Regions from separate parts of the Homo sapiens genome. Here all the other regions are linked to region 1. Evidence: chromatin contacts called from ENCODE Hi-C or POLR2A ChIA-PET data. All regions are on one chromosome and are shown on one strand. Each heading gives the region's core, a stretch centred on a gene start or an enhancer-like site at or near the end of the contact. The rest is flanking DNA. Distances are from core to core; before and after follow the strand shown. Region 1 holds the start of FKBP11 (FKBP prolyl isomerase 11). Region 2 overlaps KMT2D (lysine methyltransferase 2D). Region 3 holds the start of CACNB3 (calcium voltage-gated channel auxiliary subunit beta 3).

Region 1 (3,184 bases), core at 213-2,712:
TCCCCCGACAAAAGCAACAGCGCAAGAGGCACAGAGGCTTTGAATGCCCTCAGAGGTCCCACTGACCTGGACCTGTCCAGTGGGAAGCAGGGTCCTTTATTCCACATTCTCCTGCTTAAGGAGTGAGGATGGCCGAGAAAGCCTCTACCCATGCAAAGGGGGTACCCAGGCCCACCCCTGCCGAGATACTCACCCCACACACATGTCGAGAAGACTCTGCTCCAGACCTTGAAGAAGAAGACACAACTGAACTGGAAGCTATCCACCTTCCCCAAATCCCATGACATGAAGATCAAAGTCTTCCTCCTCCATCCTCAATTGACCTTTCCCTCACTTCTTAAATCTCTGGCTTCCAATAGGATATGGGACAAGTGGAGTACTAGAAGTGAGGTTTGAACCTCAGGAGGTAACTCGTAGAGCCCTAGGGTCTTACTCATTTCAGGGGGGATTTCCAGGGCAGCTTTGGAGCCGAAGAGGCTAAGAAAGGGCTTAGGTTGGGAAGAGGTGGAATGGGAGGCACAGGTCACATACCTGGAATCACCTGCTTTTGGCCAAGTTCTATAACCAGAGGGTCTCTGGTCAGGGAGGTGTCAATAATACGTCCATCTACCAAGCTTCCCTGGGGGGAGAGAGCATCAAGAGCATACATCTAGCACCCTCTCCCTCCCAGCAGGCGCGCAACACACACCTGGACCGCTGGGCGGCGGCAGCCCCCTTAGTGCGGCAGCCTAGCGTTCCCCTTACCGCTGTAAGGAACAGGAAGCCCCAGAAGGCTGGCGCTTCTCGGAGATCTCTCCACCCTGCACTTCTCCGTGCCAGGTAGGAACTGGCAGAAAAGCAAGGAGGGAAAAGAGGCACGGAAGAGCAACGTCTCTCCCCTCGCCACGTGCTCGACGACCCCAGAGCCCCGAGTTTCTTCTCCCGAACCGCTTGCCACGTGTCCAAGCCAAAGCTGACGTGTTTCAGCAGGGCGCCGCCCCCTCCCAGGCCCCGCCCCGGCCCCCCAGACCCCTCACCGTGTAGTGTATGTGAAGCGTGTCTCCAAAAGCAGCGGGCTCGGCACATGGTTCTGGGGGCTCCACCTACGATCGGACTACAGGGGTCACGGATGCTCTTCCAAAGATCCCGTTCTCGCCCCTAGACCCGGCACCACCCCCAACTCAGTTCCCGCACTTCCTCTCCTCCCGGCTCCCAGGTTCGCTGAGACCCCAGTATTACCACCCAACAAGGCTCGGCCCACGGGGGCTGAGGGTCGGGACTATCTCCTCACCAGGGTCTCCACTTGGAGGGTCCGGACGGGACTTTCGGTTTCGAGCCCAGCCTCAGCCCGGCACACCGCCGCACTGAGCAGCAGCAGCAGCAGCAGATGGAGCGGGAGGAGTGAGGGGCGCAGGGTCATGACTGGGCGCGGGGCAGGGAGCCGGGGCACCAGGACAGGCTGTTCGGGTGGCGGCAGCCAGGACAGCGTTCCCGCGGCGCCCAGGCCAGACTGGACGGGACGGGGCGGGTCGCGATGCTAGAGCTCCTCCTCCTGCAGCCCTTCCTCCACCTTGTCCCCACCTCCGAAAGGGAGGAGGCCGAGGGGCGCCCTCTGTACCCTCCAAGATCCGGAGGGCGCAGGTTCTGACGCATCCGTTAGACGTTCTGTCCTATAACGTGGGTCGGGCCAAACAATAGCACCCATTTACGATTACCTACTGTGTGTCAGGAGCTAGTCTCTAATCCTCAAAACCACCCTGAAAGGTCGGCATGATTGTTTCCATTTTACAGATAAGGCACAGGGTGCTCAGGATGTGCCCAAGGTCATCAGGCTAGGTGGTGACAGAGACAGGATTCAAACCCAGGACTGCCTGAGTCCAACGTGGTTGCTGTCTGTTCTTCCAAGTCGTCTCCTTGTGGCTATCCTGGCAGTGTCTGGCTGGCAGACCCCACCCAGGCAGTTCTCATTCCTCTCCGACCTCCAGCTACTTCAGCTTGAATTTCTGGAGGTTATAGATCCAAGTATCCGAAATAAGGCAGGGGGCTGTCCTATCCCTGTCCTTTGAAAAGCTAGCTGAAAAGAGCAAGGAGCTGTTATCCTGTAAGAACAGGGTAAATCCCTGATCTTTTCCTCTGGTGCTACTATTTCCTTTCTCCTTTCATCAACAAACTTCTCAAAGGGCAGCACACGTAATCCATTTATGTAAAGACTTCACTTTTTTTTTTTTTTTTTTTTTTGAGATGGAGTCTCGCTCTGTGGCCCAGGCTGGAGTGCAGTGGTGCCATCTCCACTCACTGCAACCTCCGCCTCCCAGGTTCAAGCGATTCTCCTGCCTCAGCCTCCCAAGTAGCTGGGATTACACCCGCCACCACGCCCGGCTAATTTTTGTATTTTTAGTAGATAAGGGGTTTCACCATGTTGGCCAGGCTGGTCTCAAACTCCTGATGTCAGGTGATCCGCCTGCCTCGGTCTCTCAAAGTGCTAGGATTACAGGCGTGAGCCACCAGATTTCTTTTTTTTTTTTTTTTTTTGAGGGGGAGGAGTTTTGCTCCTGTTGCCCAGGCTGGAGTGCAATGGCGCGATCTTGGCTCACCGCAACCTCTGCTCCCGAGTAGCTGGGACTACAGGCATGCGCCACCATGCCCAGCTGATTTTGAATTTTTAGTAAAGACAGGGTTTCTCCATGTCTGTCAGGCTGGTCTCGAATTCCCAACCTCAAGTGATCCACCCACCTCGGCCTTCCAAAGTGCTGGGATTACAGGTATGAGCCACCACGCCCAGCCCACTTTTTAAAAGTTTTTGTTGTTGTTGTTTGTTGAGACGGAGTTTCACTCTTGTCGCCCAGGCTGGAGTGCAATGGCACGATCTTGGCTCACTGCAACCTCCACCTCCCGGGTTCAAGCGATTCTTTTCTCTCAGCCTCCCGAGTAGCTGGGATTATAGGCACCCACCACCACGCCTGGCTAATTTTTGTATTTTTAGTAGAGATGGGGTTTCGCCATGTTGGCCAGACTGCTCTCAAACTGCTGACCTCGTGATCCGCCAGCCTCAGCATCCCGAAGTGCTGGGATTACAGGCGTGAGCCAATGCGCCCAGCCAACAGTCTTAACTGTACTCATTCTTCCAATCCACCTGCAACAACCTAGACTTCCTCCCTATCTCCTGTTTCTGTTAGTGGCTCTGCTACCAGCATTCGTTCTTCTC
Region 2 (3,184 bases), core at 1-2,500, 120 kb after region 1:
GTCTTCAGACCACTCCCACCTGTATTACCTTGAAGAAAGGGCCTCTGCAGTGGCGTACGGCTGCCTTCTAGGCCAGGGGTTCCACAACCCAGATGCTGTTCTCGTTCAGAGCCCAGAACATCCTTGAAGAGCTGCTGCAGGTCCTTGGATTCCATCTTGGGCAGTTCTGTGGGGGAATGAAGGACACTGTTGAGGAAGACTGGGAAGTTCAGGTGACACCACAGGTCTACAAATGATCATGGCCAGGAACAGTCCAGGACTCCCCACCAGAGAAGCTGTACAGATCACAGTCCCAAAGATAGGACCTCCTCCTTCTCCCATAGAAAACCCTTATACACAAAGAGGTACGGGTCACAGCCTCACCTTCTGTGGAAATCCTGTCTAAGTCAGAGCTAAGCATCCCTTCACCTGGGGTGCCTGGCTTCTCAGGGTCACTGGGCACTGGGGATGCCTTCACGCCCCCATCCTCAGGTCCTGTAAATGCCAGGAGAAACCCATGGGTCAAGGCCAGGATGGGTCATGGCCACTCTGAACCACAGAGGGCCATGGGACAGTTTCCAGCCTCCAACACTGACAATGCTCAGGGGCACAGCAGAGGGACAGAGGCAAGCAAGGCCAAGACAGGACACAGTAACCCCGGCAGCCCTCACCTGGTGTATCGGCTTTGCCCTCGAGGCCACGGGATTCTTCATCTGCAATATCTGGACCATCATCTCCTATGAGCAAGAGTCCCCCCTCCAATCAGAGATGTCCTACATCTGATGCCCAGAACAGGTCTCCAGTCCCACAGCCCTACAGGCCAGGACCCTTGACCCCACCCTTGACTCCTGGAGGCCAGTCCATTTCCCATCAAATAACTTGCCAGCTCCTAAGCCAGAAGAAAGTTGGATTCTCTCACACCACTCACTCCCACATAACTAACCTTTCTGCGATGTGGGGAGTTCCTTCCTTTCTGAGCCTCCATCTCCCTTGGCTTTTGGGGTCCCTAGTCCAAAGCTTGGCCGGCCCACCCCAACTGCAAAAAGGGCCTTACGGCTCAGGTCCAGCAGCTCCTTCCCAAAGAAGGCTTCCTGTGGGGCAGTCAAGGAGAAACAGTTTTCTTCATGCCCTGCAGGGCACAGACACCTCCCTCACTGCTTGGAGCCTGAGACCCACCTGCAAGTAAGCAGGGAACATGTCCTCCAGTTTGCTCTTCTTGCGCCCTCGCCGCTGTTGCTTCTTCTTCTCATCCCCTTCAGCTAAGCTCTGCTCCACGGCGCCCTCTGCAGGCAGGTCAGCAGGTATCACTGTGGACAGAACGGAAGTGTCAGACTCGGGTTGAGAGCATGCTGCTCCCAACTTGCAGGGTGACACTTTGTGCCTACTCTCTCCCACAACACCAGCTGGGTCTACCACCCTCTTGGCCCTTTCAATGAGTCCACCCCCTGGGTCTCTCTAGCATTGCCCCACCTTCTCCCAGGCCCCACTGGTGCCCTCACCCGTCTCACCCTCGTCGGGCTGCCCATCCCCACTCAACACCTCCGCCTGTGCAGCAGGCCCCTTTTTCGTGCGTGTGTGGGATTTCCGCTGTCGCACCATGAAACCACCAATGCCTATGAGGAGGCAGAGTTGTGGATGAGAAGCCGCTGGGGGACCTATTGAGCTGCCCCGCACCACCCCACCACCCCACAACCCCATCCCAGGACCTCACCAGGCCGATATGGTTTACGCTTGCGTTTTTTGCTTTCCTCGGTCTCCTCTTTGCCAGGCTCCACATCAGGGCTGACGGGGCCCTCCAGTTTAATTTCGCACTCCATGTGCTCCACACCACCTGCGTATGGTGACAGAAGAGATGGAGGCAAATCAGAACTATAGGCCCTTTTAACCTTGTCATCCTGCCACTGAGAGAGCTGAATACCTTGCCTCAGAGCCACTTAGACGAGACAGCAGTGCTTAAGGGTAACTGAGTGGCAATGTAGCCCCCACCCAACATCCCACTCCCAGAGTCACGCTCCCCCTACTCTGCCGCTCCCTAAGATTCCCCAAGCTAACCTTCACCCTTGAGCAGCTCATCGGTGTCCAGGTCCCCATCCTTCTTGTCATCAGGGCCAAGGGCATCTGAGGGCTCAGAACCCTCCAATCCTGCCTCGCCTGGGAGGCCAAGCCGTCCTCGCCGTTGGCGCCGCTTGTGCAGTGGTGACATGGTCAGGTTACGCAGCAAGGCCATGCCAGTTTCTGTCAGCCACACACCTTCGAAGCGAAAGTACTGGGGCTCTGCATAAGAGGAAAGAGTATGTGATCCCTGGATGGAAGCCCCAGGGAAACCAGAACTGCAAGTTTCAACCTATGTCCTTAGCTGAGACAAAGGCAGTGACAAAAGTCCAGCTTAGGGTCTAAATGCTGAGGAGAACAGGCCACCAAGGGGCACTGGCTGAGGCCCGAGTTCTCTGTCAGTGACCCAGGGAGATTCAGAGAGGAACTGTAACTCAGAAGCCTGCCTTTGCTCATGATTAACCCTAGGTTCACTAAATAGATTCTCTTGCTGTCTGGGGCTATGAGGGCCCCTACTTGCTGAATGCCAGCACACAGTGTCCTAGATGCCAGCAGCAGTGCCATATCACGATGGAGATGTCCCTGGCCCCTTTCACTTAGGAAAAAGAGTTATGTTCTCAGCCGGGCGCGGTGCTCATGCTTGTAATCCCAGCCCTTTGGGAGGCCGAGGCTGGCAGATCACGAGGTCCGGAGATCGAGACCATCCTGGCTAACACGGTGAAACCCCATCTCTACTAAAAAATACAAAAAATTAGCCGGGCGTGGTGGCGGGCACCTGTAGTCCCAGCTACTCAGGAGGCTGAGGCAGGAGAATGGCGTGAACCCGGGAGGCAAAGCTTGCAATGTGCCAAGCTTGTGCCACTGCACTCCAGCCTGGGCAACAGAGCAAGACTCCATCTCAAAAAAAAAAAAAAAAAAGAGATCTGAAGACGAAATCCTAGCAGTGAAGAGACCATGGTGCCTGATGAAAGGAACATTGCCCGGGAAGCTGGAGACCTTGGTTCTAGGCATAACTTTGCCACTAACTTACTAGGTGACCTTGGGCAGGCCACTTAACTTCTCTGGGTCTGAGTTTCCTCCTCTTAAAATAAGGAGATGAAGCTAGGGGGTTGGAGCTAGACTAGATGATGTCCGACGTCTGGTCTGGCTTTGG
Region 3 (3,184 bases), core at 365-2,864, 110 kb before region 1:
CCAGGAGAAGAGCACCTTGAGGGTCTTACTCTTTGACACCTCTCCAGGCCCCTGAAAGAAGGAATTGAAGAGAAAGGATGAAAGAGGGGGATACAAGGAATACTGCGTAACTGGGTGAGGGCACAAAAGTGGGCAGTGTCTGGGAACTTCCAATACAGAAGAATCCAGTATATGACCAAACCCCAGTTGGTGCTGGACTCAGGAGAGGAGACAGTCCCTTCAGCCACAGGGGCTGCAACAAAGTTGTTTGTCAAACCCAGCATGAGGAAGGTGCTGGGCAGGGCTGCTCTGGGCCACCCACAGTAGACAGACTAAAGATGTCAGTCTGAAGATGCAGCTCTTCTTTGTCTTGCCAAGATAACACCGATAAGTGACCCAGGTGGGAAGCCACTTGGTTTGGGTGGGCTTTCTCTCTCCCATGCACAGTGCTTTCTACCATAGATCTTACTAAGCCATGTCAGAGTTTTGGATTTCTGATTCTCCTCAAGCCAAGGAGGGATGAGCAGATTGCTGAACTCCCGGGTGTGAGAAATTGGGAAGGAAAAGGACTGAGCTCAGGGCCAAGAGCATGGGCACCAGGAGGCCTCCAAGTGTAACCCCTGTCTACGCACATCCTCCTCGTGGGGCACAAAGGTAGGCAGTCAAAAATCAAAGAAGGAATTTTGCTCAGGAGATGAAAAAAGGAAAGAGCTCAAATGGGTGGATCTTTGGGGAAAGTTTCCTCAAGATAAGGGCTGCGGCTCTCTTACCCCAAATCTCAATGCTCCTGTAAAGGAGACTGAGTGGTGCAGAGTGGTACAAGCCCTTCTGCTAAGGGGAGAATCTGGCCTTACCCTAGTGACTCCGAGGAGACTGGCCCTTTCCTCTCCCAACCCGAGTGTAGCCAGGATCCCACCCACAACTATCCCCCTACCTCCACCCTCTGGCTTCTTTCCCCTTCCCTTTAGGCTCACCTAAAACAGCCCCTTTCTGCCCCAGTTCCCACGGATGCCTTGGCACTGTCTGGCACAATCCTTGGCAGGGAAGTGGGGAAGGGAACCCCCATCCTGGCAGGACTAAGACAAAATCTATCCGTGCAACAGGTGTGGGGAGGCCTACCCAGCTCACGGAAAGTTCCCCCCTTCTCAAGGGTTGGGCAACACCGCCTTTGCCGCAGCGTCCCCGTACTGAGGGGGCCGGGCACCTGTTGGGGCAGGAGCTGCCGTCCTGTCATTAGCCTGGGGGCACCAAGCCCATTCCTCCCCGGGACCACTGCGGGGTTTGCTTTCGGAGCCTCCGGGACGCACGGGCCCAGACCCGCCCTGCTGTCGCCTGGGACCCCTCCCCCGTCTGCCGCTCGTTCCCGCGCCTCTTCTGTCTCCCACGGTCTCCCCATTTTCCTGTCCTCTCCGTCCTCCCTCTGCCTCTCTCTCTCCGGTTTCCTCGACACCTGCGCCCTCTCCAGTCTCCGCCCGGGTCGCGTCTCCCTCGCGGTCTCAGCGCCCCCTCCCTCCCCCGCCGCAGCCCTTTGTTTCCCGGCGGAGTAGTTCCTGGGTTGCCGAGCGTCTCTGTCTCCGCATCTCTCCTCGCCCCGCCTCCTCCCTGCCTGGATCCGCCCTGCCCGCAGCCTCTCCTCCCCTTCCTCCCCGCCGCCACGGCCCCGTAGGTGCTCGGGGACCCACCTTCCACCTAGCACGGGTTCGTTCCCCTCTCCCGGCCTGGCCCGGGCTCCCCGGTGGCCGCCGCCCCCTCGCCGCCCCCGCCTTCTCCCGGGGAGGGGGTCAGGTGGGCGGGCACTATTGTTGTAGGAGCCGGCGCCAGATTCCTCAGCCGCGCTCGGGGTGGGACCGGCTGGGTTTGGGGGGGTGGGGTGGGGGGAGCGGTGATCTGAGCTCCGAGCAGCTGGTCTTCGCGGCTCGCTCCCTCCTTCGCGCTCTCTCGCTCCCTGCCGCCGCCCGCAGGGCTGCGGGGCTCGGTGGCATCTCCCGGGCGCGGCCCGCAGTCCTTGCCCCTGCCTCCGGGCCGCTCCCGCCCCCGGCGCCGCTCGCTCCCCCGACCCGGACTCCCCCATGTATGACGACTCCTACGTGCCCGGGTTTGAGGACTCGGAGGCGGTGAGTGCCCACGATGAGGGTGGGGGCGGGGAAGTTGGGGTGACACCTCCTCTCCCTTCAACCCTTTCCCCGGTTCAGGACTTTGAAAAACGCCTCAGTGGCAGGGCAGGGTTTGTAGGGGGGCGCTCTAAGAACGTGGGGAGATGGATTTTCATGCCAAGCGTTCCCCAGCGACCCAGACTCAGACCCTGGGGCATCGGGTGTGTGCAGAGAGGGGGCAGTATAGGGGAAGGGCTCAAGCAGGTGGCTCCACGGCCCAGGAAAGAGGGGTGGGAGAAGGCAGGGCTGGAGGCCGAGGGCACAGAGGCTCTGGAGAGGGAACACGCCATGTCTGGAGTTCCAAATTCTGGATTTCTGGGGTCTGAACACAACAGCTAGGAGAGCCGCCGAGGTGGTTGGGGAGGCAGACATTCTAGACCTCTTGTGCCTCAAGCAAACGACACATCAGGGAGCTGAGAGGACATCAGGGAGCCAGGGGCCAACCTCTTCAGACAGACGGATCCTAAAACTTGAGGAGCTCCATTATTCCCTTCCACCCCCTCCATCTCTGCGCATTGCCTCATCTCCTCACCCTTTCTCTAGCCCAGTTTCTCTCCCAGGCTGAAACCTGGGCGCCCAGCACATGGGTAGGCCAGGTGACTGAGCCCCATCTATTCCACAGCCCCCTGCTGAGGCTTCCTCTGCAGCGGGCATCCTGAGCTCTTGCCCAGCATGGAGGGCCTGGAGGTGAGGCCAGAGGAGCTGAGGGCCTGGGGATGGAGAGGAAGCGCTTTGCTCAGAGAAACAGGCAACCGATAAATATTTAATTCTCCTCTTTGCTTTTATCTCCTGACCCACTGAGACAAATCAGCTCATTAAGCAGTGATTCCCGGAGCTCAGACAGCAGGGAGAGTGCCTGGAAAGATGGGGCAAGAATGCGGAGCAGCTTCTCAGCCCCTTGGAGCTGACAACTTTCCCTCAAATGTCCTGTAAGAAGGCCTCCTTAGGAGTGGACCACTAGATGGCTTGGAAGGGGCCCCAATAGGTTGGAGCACCCCTGGGTCGGAAAGAGGAGTTCATGTTCAAGTCTTCTCCCATCACTTACTGCCAGG

Evidence for each region. A loop is a pair of places that touch in the nucleus more often than their neighbours do. ChIA-PET counts read pairs that join two places held with the same protein, here RNA polymerase II (POLR2A). Pooled maps may share reads with other maps.
Region 2: a pooled map shows a loop between it and region 1 (5-fold over the local background). The contact joins the enhancer-like site here to the promoter of FKBP11 in region 1. A Hi-C loop is called at or near these places in 1 of 37 single-sample maps with no recorded cell type and 8 of 50 pooled maps. POLR2A ChIA-PET finds 5 or more read pairs at or near these places in 7 of 52 experiments (AG04450, GM12878, H1 and 4 more).
Region 3: a pooled map shows a loop between it and region 1 (3-fold over the local background). The contact joins the promoter of CACNB3 here to the promoter of FKBP11 in region 1. A Hi-C loop is called at or near these places in 2 of 37 single-sample maps with no recorded cell type and 8 of 50 pooled maps. POLR2A ChIA-PET finds 5 or more read pairs at or near these places in 6 of 52 experiments (H1, HEK293, OCI-LY7 and 3 more).

What each region holds. Positions count from the first base shown.
Region 1 is chr12:48,924,030-48,927,213 of GRCh38, forward strand. It overlaps FKBP11 (FKBP prolyl isomerase 11), which reads right to left and starts at 1,463. Exons shown (of 6, transcript NM_016594.3): 1 at 1,271-1,463; 2 at 1,017-1,082; 3 at 532-619; 4 at 194-227. The coding sequence starts at 1,399. RefSeq lists enhancers at 409-468, 1,729-1,828.
Region 2 is chr12:49,042,713-49,045,896 of GRCh38, forward strand. KMT2D (lysine methyltransferase 2D) reads right to left here. Exons shown (of 55, transcript NM_003482.4): 20 at 2,032-2,253; 21 at 1,691-1,810; 22 at 1,488-1,592; 23 at 1,156-1,286; 24 at 923-1,070; 25 at 651-716; 26 at 364-474; 27 at 29-166. Among named protein-coding and RNA genes, the nearest start is that of KMT2D, 16 kb to the right of the region's middle. Within about 2 kb of position 1,251, at least 2 of the 41 ENCODE cell types and tissues checked have a DNase peak (open chromatin) inside an H3K27ac peak, as active enhancers do.
Region 3 is chr12:48,816,882-48,820,065 of GRCh38, forward strand. CACNB3 (calcium voltage-gated channel auxiliary subunit beta 3) reads left to right here and starts at 1,615. Exons shown (of 13, transcript NM_000725.4): 1 at 1,615-2,093. The coding sequence starts at 2,049. It overlaps LOC101927241 (a long non-coding RNA gene), which reads right to left and starts at 51. Exons shown (of 3, transcript XR_245978.4): 1 at 1-51. RefSeq lists a silencer at 1,413-1,882.